Regions from separate parts of the Homo sapiens genome. Here region 2 is linked to region 1. The links are chromatin contacts, found by Hi-C or POLR2A ChIA-PET in ENCODE. All regions are on one chromosome and are shown on one strand. Each heading gives the region's core, a stretch centred on a gene start or an enhancer-like site at or near the end of the contact. The rest is flanking DNA. Distances are from core to core; before and after follow the strand shown. Region 1 holds the start of PDIA4 (protein disulfide isomerase family A member 4). Region 2 holds the start of DNAJB6 (DnaJ heat shock protein family (Hsp40) member B6).

What was found. A loop is a pair of places that touch in the nucleus more often than their neighbours do. ChIA-PET counts read pairs that join two places held with the same protein, here RNA polymerase II (POLR2A). Pooled maps may share reads with other maps.
Region 2: a pooled map shows a loop between it and region 1 (11-fold over the local background). The contact joins the promoter of DNAJB6 here to the promoter of PDIA4 in region 1. A Hi-C loop is called at or near these places in 2 of 37 single-sample maps with no recorded cell type and 7 of 50 pooled maps. POLR2A ChIA-PET finds 5 or more read pairs at or near these places in 1 of 52 experiments (activated CD8-positive, alpha-beta memory T cell).

What each region holds. Positions count from the first base shown.
Region 1 is chr7:149,024,700-149,031,884 of GRCh38, forward strand. PDIA4 (protein disulfide isomerase family A member 4) reads right to left here and starts at 3,806. Exons shown (of 10, transcript NM_004911.5): 1 at 3,622-3,806. The coding sequence starts at 3,709. RefSeq lists enhancers at 2,926-3,520, 3,521-4,114 and silencers at 3,439-3,488, 3,579-3,648, 3,719-4,298.
Region 2 is chr7:157,334,363-157,341,547 of GRCh38, forward strand. It overlaps DNAJB6 (DnaJ heat shock protein family (Hsp40) member B6), which reads left to right and starts at 2,642. Exons shown (of 10, transcript NM_058246.4): 1 at 2,642-2,782. RefSeq lists enhancers at 2,090-2,592, 2,593-3,096, 3,825-3,874, 6,177-6,697 and silencers at 2,355-2,514, 2,705-2,914, 2,975-3,164.

The DNA.
Region 1 (7,185 bases), core at 2,556-5,055:
CAGCCACTCGGGAGGCTGAGGCAGGGGAATTGCTTGAACCCAGGAGGTGGAGGTTGCAGTGAGCTGAGATCGCACCACTGCACTCCAGCCTGGCGACCGAGCAAGACTGTCATTTAAAAAAAAAAAAAAAAAAAAAAAAAAAAGGCCAGGTGTGATGGCTCACGCCTGTAACCCCAACACTCTGGGAGGCCGAGGCAAGCGGATCTCCTGAGGTCGGGAGTTCGAGACCAGCCTGACCAACATGGAGAAACCCCATCTCTACTAAAAATACAAAATTAGCTGGGCGTGGTGACACATGCCTGTAATCCCAGCTACTCGAGAGATGACGCCATTGCACTCCAGCCTGGACAACAAGAGTGAAACTCCATCTCAAAAAAAAAAAAAAAATATATATATATATATATATATGTATGTCCAGAGCCTTTCAGCACCCTCTGAAAAGATGCAACCTTCCTCAGCATGAGACAAATGAATTCCCAAGTTCATCTCCACATTGCTCAGCCCACATGCTAAGGCCTCTCCTGAAGTGGGGGACCCTCACCTGAGCAGGTTGCCTCAATCCCTGTCCACTCCCACGGGGCACACCTGATGACAACACTGGGTCCTGCTCAGACACAGGCAGCTCCTTTTAGGATGTCCTCACTCTCCGTCCTCAGCTGATCACTCTCATCTCCCCCAGAGAAGTGCCTGAAACAGCTGCATAAACTCTACCATTCAGCCAATACTGAAGAGTTTGTATTAAACACAGAAACAAGAACTGTTATCAGCTACGGTAACCATGATAGCTGGTATTTATTGTATGTACCAGGCACTGTGCTGGGCTCTTAAACACACCACTTCACCCCTTAAGGGAGACTGTATTACACGTTATATTGTATCTTACAGATGAAGAAACTGAGATGCAGGAACTTGAGTCACCTGTCCAAAGATCACAAAGCTACTTAGCGGAGGGTCCTGACCACTTAACTGCTATGCTGTATTGTCACATTAGATTTTCTTCCCAATACGCCCAAAGTTTTTGGTGGAATCATTTAGAGTTTCCACATTTTTATGGCTCCGAAAATAATTATGTCTCAGGAATGAAAAGAGGAGGAGAGTTTAACAGTTCCTTAGCACGAAAAATAGGTGAATTTCTACTTACTTTTAAATCTAAACAAACCAATACCACATAAAAGCAGGCAACAAACAGGATCAGAATATTTTCCTTTCCTGTTTTAGCATGAAGGATGTGTAGAGTGCAGGCACCTTCTGAGACACGGAAAGCCCTGCAACCGGAGGCTTAAACCATCAGAGCTTAGGGTGTATTTAGTAACCATGTTGGGGGAAGGAGGGCATTTAAGTACCTAGACACCACTGTGCTGTCTAAATCTAAAATGTAACAGAAGCAAAAAGAAAAAAAAAAGCCTCGAGACTTGAAACACTTGAGGGGTGAGGTAGTGCAGACTTGAAATAAATCTGTTGGACAAGTTATCAGTGAATCTATGACAGGTTTTGACAGTGAATGGCCGAGGGATGCCCTCAGGGATGAGAAAGGGTCAAGGTAAGCCCACACCGTGGCTCACGCCAGTAATCCCAAACACTGGGAGTTTAAGGATGGAGGATTGCTTGAGGCCAGCCTGGGCAACATAGTGAGACCCCATCTCTACCAAAAAAAGAAAAAAAATAGCCAGGCTGGGCACGGTGGCTCACTCCTGTAATCTCAGCACTTTGGGAGGCCAAGTCAGGCGGATCACGGGGTCAGGAGATCGAGACCATCCCGGTTAACACGGTGAAACCCCGTCTCTACTGAAAAATACAAAAAATTAGCTGGGTGTGGTGGCACGTGCCTGTGGTCCCAGCTACTAGGGAGGTGGAGAAAGGAGAATCACTTGAACTCGGGAAGCAGAGGTTGTGGTGAGCTGAGATCGCGTCACTGCACTCCAGCCTGGGCGACAGAGCCAGAAAAAAAAAACAGCCAGGCGTGTTGGCAAGCACCTACAGTCCCAGCTCCTCGGGAGGCTGAGGCAGGAGGATCCCATGAGCCCAGGAGTTTGAGGCTTAAGTAAGCCATGATCAGGACAGTGCACTCAAGCCTGGGCAACAATGCGTAACCTTATCTAGGAAAAAAAAAAAAAAAAACGGAGCTAGAAGTCCCAGGAGGCCTGCCCTTGGCCATGATGACCCCTGGGATTCCTAGGCTCACCCTAGGAGCAACTGCTTCCCAGGGACTCTTCTGTGTTAAAGACCTCTGACCGGAAGGATAAACTTGCTGGTCCTAACAGCTCCTAAAGCCACTCTCCCAGGCCTCTCAAGAATCCCCCCAAAAACAGAATCACTGGATCAAAACCAAGACAGTGCTATATGCTTTTCCGCTATGTTCCAAAAAGCATCTTCCACCCACACTGGTCCTCAACTTTCACTGTGCCTCCCGAAGTTAATTCTATGTCTCAAGGGAAAACTGACTTAAAACGCAGATTCCGGGGCCCACCCCTGCATTCTGCTTCAGTGTATTTTGGGTATCTGTATTTAAATAAACACTATTTAAACAAACATGATTTGGGTAAAGGTCTCAAGACACAATTTGTAAGCAGTCCCGCTATCGGATTCCTTTCGGCAGGTGTTTTTCTCGCCGAGTGTGGGTTTTTACTTCCTTTTCTATTTGGGCAAAGACTCTTTTTGAATCAGTGACCCACGCAGAAGTTACTCAATCTGTTTGAAAGAGTATAAAGTTCACGATTTCCCTACACACTAACATTATCAAAGAGTGTATATTTATATTAGAACAAACTCAGAAGGTTAAAAAGCTAGTGATTAAAAGTAAGGGCAGAGAGGAAGAAGGTAAAGACCAGTACCTGGATGCCTTATTCTCTAGGAATAACAACTTTTCCTTAATTAGCACTTCCTAATCTTCAGAGTTCTTATGTCTGCAGCTAGCTCACTTCGAAGAAAAATGCAGGGACCATGAAGTAGTTGTTACTATTCCTACTGGAGTACGCGCTTCATGGGCAGGGACCACACTCACAATCTTTTCCTCCCAGAACCCAGTACAGGGACTGGCACACAGTAAATGCTAAATGCAGAAGGAATGGTATCTCTAGTTTCTCAAAGGTGCAAACCAAGCCATCCCTTTCTCCAGAATCTATGGATTAATCATTTCCAAATCTACAGACCACATTTTGAAAAGGAATGCTTGCTGTTCCAAAGAACTCGCACTTGTTTCTTCACGCCCTCGCCCCTTCTCTCCAGTGGCTCTCCCTCTCCCTTCCCACTGCCTGGGCGCGTTCGCCTGGAGTTAGCCTGGACCTGACGAAAATCTGTAAATTAAGGCGAAGGACCCAGCTGCAAAAAAGGCGCTCTGCAGCCCTCTCCCAGCCTCGGGTGACAGGGGTCTTCCAGGGCGTCGGAGCCCAAGAGACCCCGGCCACCTTCCTCTCCCGGGAACCCCAAATCGATCCTGCCACTGCCACAGCCACCGCCCCCGCCCCTTCAACTCCGCCAAGTTTACCCCGGGCTCGGCGCCCATCACTAGTTCTGGAGCTGACCGCGCGGAAGCCCGCCCGCCGGGGTCGCAGGGCCCAGGCCCCCGCACAGCTCTGCAGCCCCCGCAAGCACAGCCCGACCCGCGGCGCGCTTGCCGCTCACCCTCGTCCGGGCCCTCGGCACCCGCCACGGCCAGCAGCTGCACCAGCCCCAAGAGCAGCAGGAGCAGGAAGGCTTTCCGGGGCCTCATGGTAGCGGGGGCGGAGCGCGGCCTCCTAGCGTCGGCGGCCGCTGAGCGCACCGAGAACTCGGGGTCTGGCCGACAGCCCGTCGCTCCTTAGCGACGCGGGGGAGCCGGAAAAACCCACGGAAGTCGTCCCCGGCGATTGGCAGGGGGCGGAGGAAGTCGCGGGCCGGCCAATCCCAGACTGACGCCGGCACGGACCGCGCGCGCCTCGGCCGCGACGAGTCGGCTCCGCCGCCCTAGGCCCTCCCTACTCCTGCGCGCGGCCCTCGGCTGCGCGTTTAAAACTCCGAGCCCTAACGTGAGGTGCCCCCTTCTGATTGGCTGCGCCACAACCACCAATCAGCGGCTGCCACTCGGTTTGCCGGGAGCGCACAGGCCAAGAGGGAGAGCGGGGGAGAACAAAGGCGGCGGGCCGGGCACGGGGAGTGCGGGACCTGGCTACGCCTCGGGGCGCTATTGGCAATCGGTGCCGGGGGCGGGGCAGGAGAGGCGGAGCCTGGGAAATGTGGAGCGGGGCGGGGCTCGGCTCAGCATCCTGCGGCCGAACTTGGCAGTAAGAACACGTGTCGGTACCGGAGCGGTGGGGAGCAGTGGCGAGCAGGGCGGTCCTCGCAACCCGCCGGGGCTCTGGGAAGCTGGAGACCAACGCGGGCGGAGGAGCACGAGCCTGTTTGTTGCTAGAAAGGGGCTCCAAGTCCGCTGCATGTTCGTGGCCTTCTTAATTTCTTTTTCTGCTCGAGCAAATAAAAGTTTCATTTCTCTCCGGAGTATTGAGCTAGAGAGCGGGGAAGAGCATGCAGTAAAGTGAATCCAGACTAGAATCTGGGGAAGCCTCTCTCCAAGGTTGCATCTCGGAGAAACAAGCCATCAGATTCTTGTCTAAACTTTGCCTCGTCTTATTTAGTTTTCTAGTGATTTTCTGCAAAAGGAAATACCAGATAGGCAATCTAGTGGTTTACATAGATCTGAATAAAAGCTTGAGGTTTTCCCTCTTGACCACTTTGGAGAAGAAAACTAGGTTAAGATGACGATTTTTGTATGTCAGAAAAGAAGCCTGTAATGTGCATTAAGTTTGAGACTTTTTTTTAACACCTGGGAGTTTGAGAAGGCAAATAGGGAAAAGAAAAAAAATAGAAACTCAAGTTCAGGAATATTTTCTCGTGTGTGCAGATTATTACGTGAGGAAGAAAAAAGGGATAACTCACAGACCTTAGCAATTAAAAATACTTAATTTTTTTGTTGAATGCCTATTAATCTGATGGTTCCTGGTCAATTTTGTAGGGCAGAACATTATGCAACTGTACACACTGATTTATTAGAGTGCTATGAATGTGGGCCACCAGACAGTTCGGTATCATGTTATTTTATTTTTTGAGACAAGAGTCTTGCTCTGTCACCCAAGCTGGAATGCAGTGGCGCCATCTCCTCTCACTGCAACCTCCGCCTCCTGGGTTCAAGTGATTCTACTGTCTCAGCCTCCCGGGTAGGTGGGACCACAGGCGCCCGCCACCACTCCCTGCTAATTTTTATATTTTTAGTAGAGACAGGGTTTCACCACGTTGGCCTGGCTGGTCTCAAACTCCTGACCGACCTCAAGTGATCCACCCACCTCGGCCTCCCAAAGTGCTGGGATTACAGGTGTGAGCCACCGTGCCCAGCCTTAATATCATGTTAAAGATAGACCTGTTCTTCAAAAAGACAAGTCAGAGTTCTCATCTTTCTTCTTGTTTCCTATGACACTGTTAAACTGAGAGGAATGAGGACCCCATTTGCTCAGTGGTGGGAGAAACACAATTTCACTGGCCTTTTGTTGATACAAAGATAGGAAGAAGGCTCTTGAAGTGCTGTCTGTATATGTGTATAAACACACATATATCTTGTGACATTAAAGTAACAATGTTCTTTTTGAAAGCATTTAGGGTATAGCTATAGAAGTTCATTCAACAAAACAGAACTTTATCAAGTTGGAAAGCTCCTTTCTCTTTATCCCTAAATTTTTCACTCAATTTTGTTATGGGTACAAACAGCACTGTGTTGAGGGTCAGAATGGAGAGAGATGAGAAATGATACTTCCATGACTATATCCAAGATCTCCACAGTTGGTTGTTGTAAGCGTAGAGAGGCTGTCTGTCAAATCATAGATATGAGGCCGGGCACAGTGGCTCACTCCTGTAATCCCAGCACTTTGGGAGACTGAGGCAGGCGGATCATGAGAGGTGGGGAGTTCCAGATCAGCCTGGCCAACGTGGTGAAATCCTGTCTCTACTAAAAATACAAAATTAGCTGAGCATGGTGGCGCGTGCCTGTAATCCCAGCCACCTGGGAGGCTGAGGAGGCAGGAGAATCACTTGAACCCTGGAAGCGGAGGTTGCAGTGAGCTGGGATTGCGCCACTGCACTCCAGCCTGGGCGACATAGTGAGACTCCATCTCAAAAAAAAAAAGAATCATAGAAACGGACCCTAGTTTGGAAATTCATTCATGTAAATGAACTTCTCCCTGGTTTATCCCCAGAGCTGTGATTTAACACTATTATGCTGGGTTTACAGACCAATTTGAACATGCATTTTCCTCTGCTTCTGCATAGACTTACTAGAGAAGAGGTCACACCACTGCATTCAGCCTGGGTGACAAAGCGAGACCTTATCTCAAAAAAAAAAAAAAAAATCAAAGATCAATCAACTATAAATTTAATCTCTGTAATAGATATAGGGCTATTCAGGTTATTTCTTCTTCAGTGAGTTTCAGTAGTTGGTGGGAATTTGTCCATTTCATATAAGTTGTCAAATTTATTGACATACAGTTTTTGGTGATATTTGCTATGGTCTGAATATCTCCCAAAATTTGTATGTTGAAACGTAATTGCCAATGTGGTAGTAATAAGAGATGGGGCTTTTAGGAGGTGATAAAGTCACGAGGGTAGAGCCGTTATGGATGGAACTGGGGCCCTTACAAAGGGTTTGAGGGAATGGGTTCATTCTCATCACCATGTGAGCACACAGCGTTCATCCCCCATGCCCTTCCATGTTCCGCCTTCTACCATGTGGAGATGTATTAATGACAAGAAGGACCTCACCAGACACTGAATGCCAGCACCTTGATCTTGGACTTCCCAGTCTCCAGAACTGTAAGAAATAAATTTCTGTTCTTTGTAAATAACCCAGTCTATTTTGTTATAGCAGCAAGAATGTGCTAAGAGAATATTCTTCTCTCATGCTTTAAATAACTTTAGAGTCTGTAGTGAGGTCACCTCTCATTATTGATACTGATAATTTTTGTCTTCTCTCTTTTTTAATGATGAGTCAGGCTAATGGTTTATAAATTATATTGGTCTTCTCAAAGAACCAGCTTTTGGTTTCACTGATTTTCCTTATTGTTTTCTATTTTCTATTTCATTGGTTTCCATTTTAATTTATATTATCTTTCTTCTGCTTATTTTAGGTTGTATTTACTGTTTTCTTTATAGTTTCTTAAAGTGAAA
Region 2 (7,185 bases), core at 1,392-3,891, 8.3 Mb after region 1:
GGTCAGGAGTTTGAGACCAGCCTGGCCAACATTGTGAAACCGCATCTCAACTAAAAATACAAAAAATTAGGCATGCATGGTTGCTCATGCCTGTAATTCCAGCTACTCAGGAAGCTGAGACAAGAGAATCACTTAAACCTGGGAGGTGGAGGTTGCAGTGACCCTAGATTGTGCCACTGCACTCCAGCCTGGAGGACAGACAGAGAGACTCAGTCTCAAATAAGAATAGAGAATCCAGTCAGATTTTCCTTTGCTAACTGATCATTTGCTAGAAATGACATGCAGTAATACAATTAAAGTTTAAGAAACACAAAAAATGAGCCCAGCACAGCGGCTCATGCTGGTAATCCCAGCACTTTGGGAGGCTGAGGCAGGAGGACTGCTTGAGCCCAGGAGGTTAAGGCTGCAGTGAGCCATGATTGAACCACTGCACTCCAGCCTGGGTGACAGAGCAAGACCCTGTCTCAAAAAAAAAAAAAAAAAAAAAAAAAAAAGGGCAGTATTTCATTTTGAAGTATAACAATTACAGCCATTAACCAAGTGTTCCAGTTGTCTAAAATGAGGCAGGTGTAGACGGAAAATTTTCCCTGTACTCTCTGAAGGTTTCACAACTGAGTCTCTGAACTAAGCTGACAATAGACAGATTCGTAAGAGAAAAAGTATACAAATCTATAACATGTACTAGGGCATCCCAGAATCCAGTGAGATCTGGAAGCTTATACAGCCCCTTCATAGAAGAGAGGGGAGGCAGATGCAGGCAGCTCAGGGGAGAGAAAATGATTTTTTGCCTTCAGAATAGGTGGTGGCCTGTGGCAAAATCTGTCTGGGTGTGCAGCTGACGTCCCTTGAAGCTCTTCTCCCGTGATCCTGGCTCATTCTTCCCTGGATGAGACTTCCAGGGAGGGGGTCAAGACAATTGAGTCCCTTTGGGATGATCTGTCTTTATGTAAATAATGGGGGATTCACAGAATGCCCCTCCCTGCATTGGCAGGTCCCCATGTGCCCTCAGTTTGAGGGCATACTAATGTGGTAATCAGTGAACTAGTTAGTAATCAGTATCCTAATATGGCATAATTCAGGGTGGCATTTCTCCAACTCTTTCATTACTAACGAGCTATTTTAAACCAAAAGTGATTCAAGTGTTAAAGTGCCTTTTACTTGAATATCTCCCAGGCTTAAACGATCACGAATTCATAAGCGTTGTTAGTTCAGAAGGTGGCTGAGCAGGCCCCCGGAATTCAGTGTCAGCATGCCACAGGATCTGAAGTTCAGGAAAGGTGTAACAAAAAGGGATTTTTCTTTTTTCTTGAGACAGAGTTTCGCTCTTGTTGCCCAGGCTGGAGTGCAATGGTGTGATCTCCGCTCACTGCAACCTCCTCCTCCTGGGTTCAAGCGATTATTCTGCCTCAGCCTCTGCAGTAGATGGGATTACAGGCATGCACCACCACACCTGGCTAATTTTTTTTGCATTTTTAGTAGAGACGGGGTTTCTCCATGTGTCAGGCTGGTCTCGAACTCCCAACCTCAGGTGATCCGCCCGCCTTGGCCTCCCAAAGTGTTGGGATTACAGGCGTGAGCCACCGCACCCAGTTGAGATTTTTATTTCTTAAAGGAAAGGATAAGGTGGGCCAGGACTAAGACAACACAGTAGCAAACATCTGGCTGAATGCTGGAGAGGAAGACAGTGGGAGATCCAGGCCAGGCTCCATGGACGAACTGCTTGTTGGCTCCTTAGGCTTTGGGTCTGCGGGACCCTTTCGCTACTGGGAATGGGAGCCTGTCTGACTGCACTGGGTCTGAGACTCCCTGCTCCTGCTGGTCACCATCTACACGCATGTGGTGTTGGTCTCCAGGGTTAGAACCAGAACCCCTGAGGACGCGGGAAAGGCTAGGAAGCCTGGGGATGACCTAAAGTCCAGCTATCAAAATGCGCCGCGTTTTCAGAAAAACTACTGCCACGATTTAACCTAAAAAGCTTCATCTGTATTTTCTGCCACAGTTTGCTTCCGTTTCCTTCAGTCACTATTCCCTGGCGAAGTCTCCACGCGCTCCCGTTCGCCGGGGAACTTAGGGTATCCGGGCTTCCCTAAATTGACAAGCGGGGGCCGGCGCCTTCGCCCGCCTTCGCTGGCCGCCGCTTGGTTTGTTCTTCTTCTCCTTCGGGGACTTCTCCGCCCGCGCCCGCGCCCGCGCCCCAGCTTTCGTCCCGCTGTGCGGAGATGCCACCCAGCTCCACCGCAGGACCGCGGAGCGAGAGGCGGCAGACGCGCTCCGGGGGCCGCCGGTCAAGAGGAAGATGAAGGGCGCGACGACTTCGCGGTTTCCAGAATGGGCTCCTTCTGGCCCAACAATAAGTGCCATTTGGAATCTTCTCGGCCTTCTCTGTGCCTTCCGCGCGTCTGGGCTCCCCGGTACCGTAGACCCGGCCCCGAGCTCCGCCCCCTCGCCCTGGGCTTCCCCGCCCCCTCGCCCCCAGTCTCCTGGGCTCTTCGGGGCGGCGGAAGAGCCGAGAACCTTCGCGAAGGTGGGGCGGGCGCCCCCGAGGTTGGGCCCGCGGTATGGGCAGTGGAAACTGCGCATGCGCGGCGTCAGGGTCGGGCGGAAGTTGACGCCGCCGTGCCGCCGCCGCGTGACGCATTTCCTGTTTGTTGTTGGAGAAAGGAGAGAAAGGAAAGCGCGAGGAGCCGCCGCCACCACCAGCGCAGCAGTCCTGGAGCTGTGAGGAGATTCGGGCCGTCACCCTGCCTCCCCTGCGTCCCGCCACCGGCCGCTTCTGTCCTCGGTGAGGGTCTGTTCCGAGGGTCGGGGGAGGTCGCCTAGGGCCCCGCGCGCGCCCGGCAGACGGCGGACCTCACCCGGCGCCTGGCAACAGCGCGGGGGGTGACCGGGGTCGCCGGCCGGGGAAAGGACTGGACGGGGCGGGGGCCGTGGCCGGGGTTGCGGGGCGAAGGGTGGGCGGGGTCCTCTGGGTCAGGTCTGGGGCCGGGGCCGGGGCTGGGGTCTGGGGCCGCCCGGCCGCGTCCTCCCCGCCCGGCGTCCTTGCCGGAACGCGGCCCAGCCTCCGCGGCGGCGGTTGGGGGTGGGGCCCGGCCTGGGAGCGGCCGGCTGGGGCTCGGCTGGGGCTCGGCGGGGCCGGCAGCGTGGGAGGCGTGGAGCGCCTTCTTTTTCTAAGGCTCCCGCACTCGCGTCTGAAACCAGAAACGGGAGTGGCTTGCGGAGCAGGAATGCCGCAGCCGTGCCGCCAAGTTCGGAGGGAGAAGAAGCAGGTGGGGGACCGCAAAGCCCTGTTTCTAGAACTCCGGACGGATTGTTCAGAAGTTTGTGGAAGAGCAGGCTGCCTTTCTCACTCAGAATGTTTGTCTGCTTTGCTTTGCGTTAAAGAATCTGCACCGTAGTTGATGCAACTGAAGTTTATATAAGAAGTTTACATTAACTCTTACCTAAGGAAGGTCAGTGACACACGCAGTGTAAACTGCAAATCATATATTGGCTCGAGAAAGGTTTTGGCACTAGCGAATTTTTTAAAGGATGGGTTTGCTAGTCAGACGTAAACTTCTGTGCTAACTTCTCACGTAAACGGGGCAGGAAACAGCGCAAGTAGAACGATCGTGCCACCACCGAAGGGGTGCCGCCTGCGAGCTCGGAGGCTTCAGCCTGTTTGGGAAGAGTAGGCTGAGCGGCGCTCTTTGTAGTTTTCAACGTTTTTATTGAGTTGCGAATTTTAGTAAGGATTTGTCGCTACAATTTAAGCCAAATTATTGATTTAGTAGAAAAGTTAGAGTGAAGACCGAAGAAAGGAAACAGACGTTAACCATTAAAGCTTGATTGCTGCTGCTTCGTGTTTAACCGCACTTTTCCAAATAGTGTTGCGTATCAGAACGATTCATGATTTCTGAAAGGAATTATATGCAGCCGCCTTACTCCTCCGCCAGTCCACCCGTCCCGCGTTCTCTCTGGGTTTACTCCAGACTTCCTTTTTTTTTTTTTCCTGAGACGGAGTCTGTTCTGTTGCCCAGGCCAGAGTGCAGTGGCGCGATCTCCACTCACTGCAACTTCCAGCTCCCAGGTTCAAGCGAGTCTCCTGCCTCAGCCTCCTGAGTAGCTGGGGTTACGGGTGCTCGCCACCATGTCCGACTAATTTTTGTATTTTTAGTAGAGACGGGGGTTTCACCGTGTTGGTCAGGCTGGTCTCGAACTTATGACCTAAAGTGATCGCCTGCCTCGGCCTCCCAAAGTGTTGGGATTAGAGGCGCGAGCCACCGCGCCTCGCCGACTCCAGACTTGTTTCCACTCCTGAGGGCCTTAAGCTCCCTTGGAGTTTGTGCTTTCACATTTCTTTCTGCCTTCCGTGATAAAGGGATGAATAGTTTTTATGCACGCTTCAGCGAGCTGCGGGTTTTTGTGGATTACGCAGGCTGTGAAATTTGGGAAGTAAGTTGCCTTAAGTTGGTAGATGTGGAGATTTGACAGGAAGTGGGAGAACAAAGGGGTTGGGAAGCTTTTGGAAAGTGTCCAGGCTTCATCTGTGCTGTGGAAGGTGAGAAAGTTGGGAATTCCAGAGGGCAGAGCTCTTAAAGAATTTGAGATGAGTTCAGCACTCTCTTCAAAACAGTGTTTTAAAATTTATTTTCTTCTGGATATGAAAGTGTTAGGTTTGGGAAGTAATTCTGGCTGTAGGACAGTTTTTCCGGAACACTAGGTGGGGAGTGTTGAATGTTGTGAAGACTAAAATATGCATATGGTATTACAGTGTGATACCTGTTACTGAGTGGCGTACATTAGCTTTCATTTTTAAGCAAGCCCGTAATTCCCTTCTATTAACTCTGTTTTGGACAGTGGTACCCGTCACCCTCATCAGTCTTCAACCTAGATAACCTAAATCCAGGTCTGAGGTGGGGGTGGAATGGTCTGTTTGCACCTTTTTTTTTTTTTTTTTTTTTTTTTTTTTTGAGACGGAGTCTTGCTCTGTCGCCCAGGCCGTAATTAATGCGGTGGCGCGATCTCGGCTCACTGCAAGCTCCACCTCCCGGGGTCACACCATTCTCCTGCCTCAGCCTCCCGAGTAGCTGGGACTTCAAGCTTCCGCCACCACAGCCGGCTAATTTTTTTGTATTTTTTTAGTAGAGACGGGGTTTCACCGTGTTAGCCAGGATGGTCTTGATCTCCTGACCTCGTGATCCGCCTCCTCGGCCTCCCAAAGTGCTGGGATTACAGGCATGAGCCACCGCGCCCGGCCTTTTGTGTGTGTGTGTGTGTGTGTGTGTGTGTGTGTGTGTGTGTGTGTGAGATGGAGTTTAGCTCTTGCCCCTGCTGGAGTATAATGGCACCATCTTGGCTCACTGCAACTTCGCCTCCCAGGTTCAAGCGATTCTCCTGCCTCAGCCTCCCGAGTAGCTGGGATTACAGGCATGCGCCACCACGCCCAGCTAATTTTTTCTATTTTTATTAGAGACGAGGTTTCACTATGTTGTTCAGGCTGGTCTCGAACTCCTGACCTCAGGTGATCCACCCGCCTCGGCTTCGCAAAGTGCTGGATTACAGGTGTGAGCCCGCGCGTCCGGCTGTCACTTTAAAGAGTATTATAAGAGGGCACTTCATAACTTGGGCAGGTATTTTTAGTCATCCTGAACGTGTCGCTGTGGACTGGGTGTCACCGCGGGACCGCACAGACACCTTACTGTCGTCTGCTGTAAAGGTCAGCTTCTATATTGGTTAATGCTTACAGATATCTGTTGAGGAATAAGAGAATGTAATTAGCCTTTGTATTTGTGAGTTGACGTTTTGACGGGATTTTTACTTCTTAGTATTTATTTGCATCGAGGTTACACACTGGATTAACAGCGTTTTTTGGAAACCTTTTTAAAACTTTTTCATTTCCTCAGAAATGATTCTGTTCAAAATGTGGTTTGGTTAAATTTGTGCAGGACCCCACCTGGTGGTGAGAGGCGGGTAACTGCAGGCTCATTAGCGAGTAAGAGTAGGATCAGTGGCAGGATTTAGCAAATGGTGTAGTTCAAGGATGAATAGAATTTGAGAATATCAAACTCAAAAAAATGAGGTTAATGAGAAGAAGAGCAAAGTTGGTGAAAACAAGAATATGTTAGAAACGATGATGTAGGAATGGAAAAACGACAACGCCTACCTGCAGAAAAGTCAACTAGTAAAAATGTGATTTTTTTTTTTGTATTGATATTAATGAGGTGTTTTGTCAAACAAAACCCTTTATGTTTTTGTATGGACATAAATCACTGTTGACCTGTTTCATGTTCCTGGAGATATCCTACTTGAGAAGGAATATTGATTGATGATTAGTTGACTGACTGATTTACTTGAGATGGAGTCCTTGCTCTGTGTCCCAGGCTGGAGTGCAGTGGCGCGGTCTTGGCTCACTGCACTCCTGGGTTCAAGCCATTCTCCTGCTTCAGCCTGCCAGGTAGCTGGGATGACAGGCGCGTGTCACCACGCCTGGCTAATTTTTGTATTTTTAGTAGAGACGGTTTCACCATGTTGGTCAGGCTGGTCTCGAACACCTGACCTCAGGTGATCCCCTGCCTCCGCCTCCCAAAGTGCTGGGATTACAGGCGTGACCCACCGCACCTGGCTGTGTGTGTGTGTGTGTGTGTGTGTGTGTGTGTGCGCGCGCGCAGGTGGAATCACCCTGTGTGCCCAGGCTGGTCTCGAACTCCTGGCCTCAAGTGAGTCTTTCATCCCGGCCTGTCAAAGTGCTAGAATTACAAGTGTGAGCCAGGTGCCTGGCCAGATTTTAGATTTTTTTGTTGTTGTTGAGATGGAATCTCATATTGCCCAGGCTGGATGCAGTGGCGCCATCTCGGCTCACTGCAACCTCTGCCGCACGGGTTCAAGCGATTCTCCTGCCTCAGCCTCCCGAGTAGCTGTGATTACAGGCACCTGCCACTGCTCCCGACTGATTTTTGTATTTTTAGTAGAGACGGGGGTTTCACCATCTTGGCCAGGCTGGTCTTGAACTCTTGACCTCGTGATCCACCCGCCTCGGCCTCCCAAAGTGGTGGGATCACAGGTGTGAGCCACTGCGCCAGGCCATATTTTAGAATTCTTAAGCTGTGTTGCAAAATTACGTGTCTTTGGAAGGGTGATTTAGTTTACACTACATATGATTTTTCCCCCTTTGATATTTTTCTACTTACCTTTTGCCACCAAAGGCTT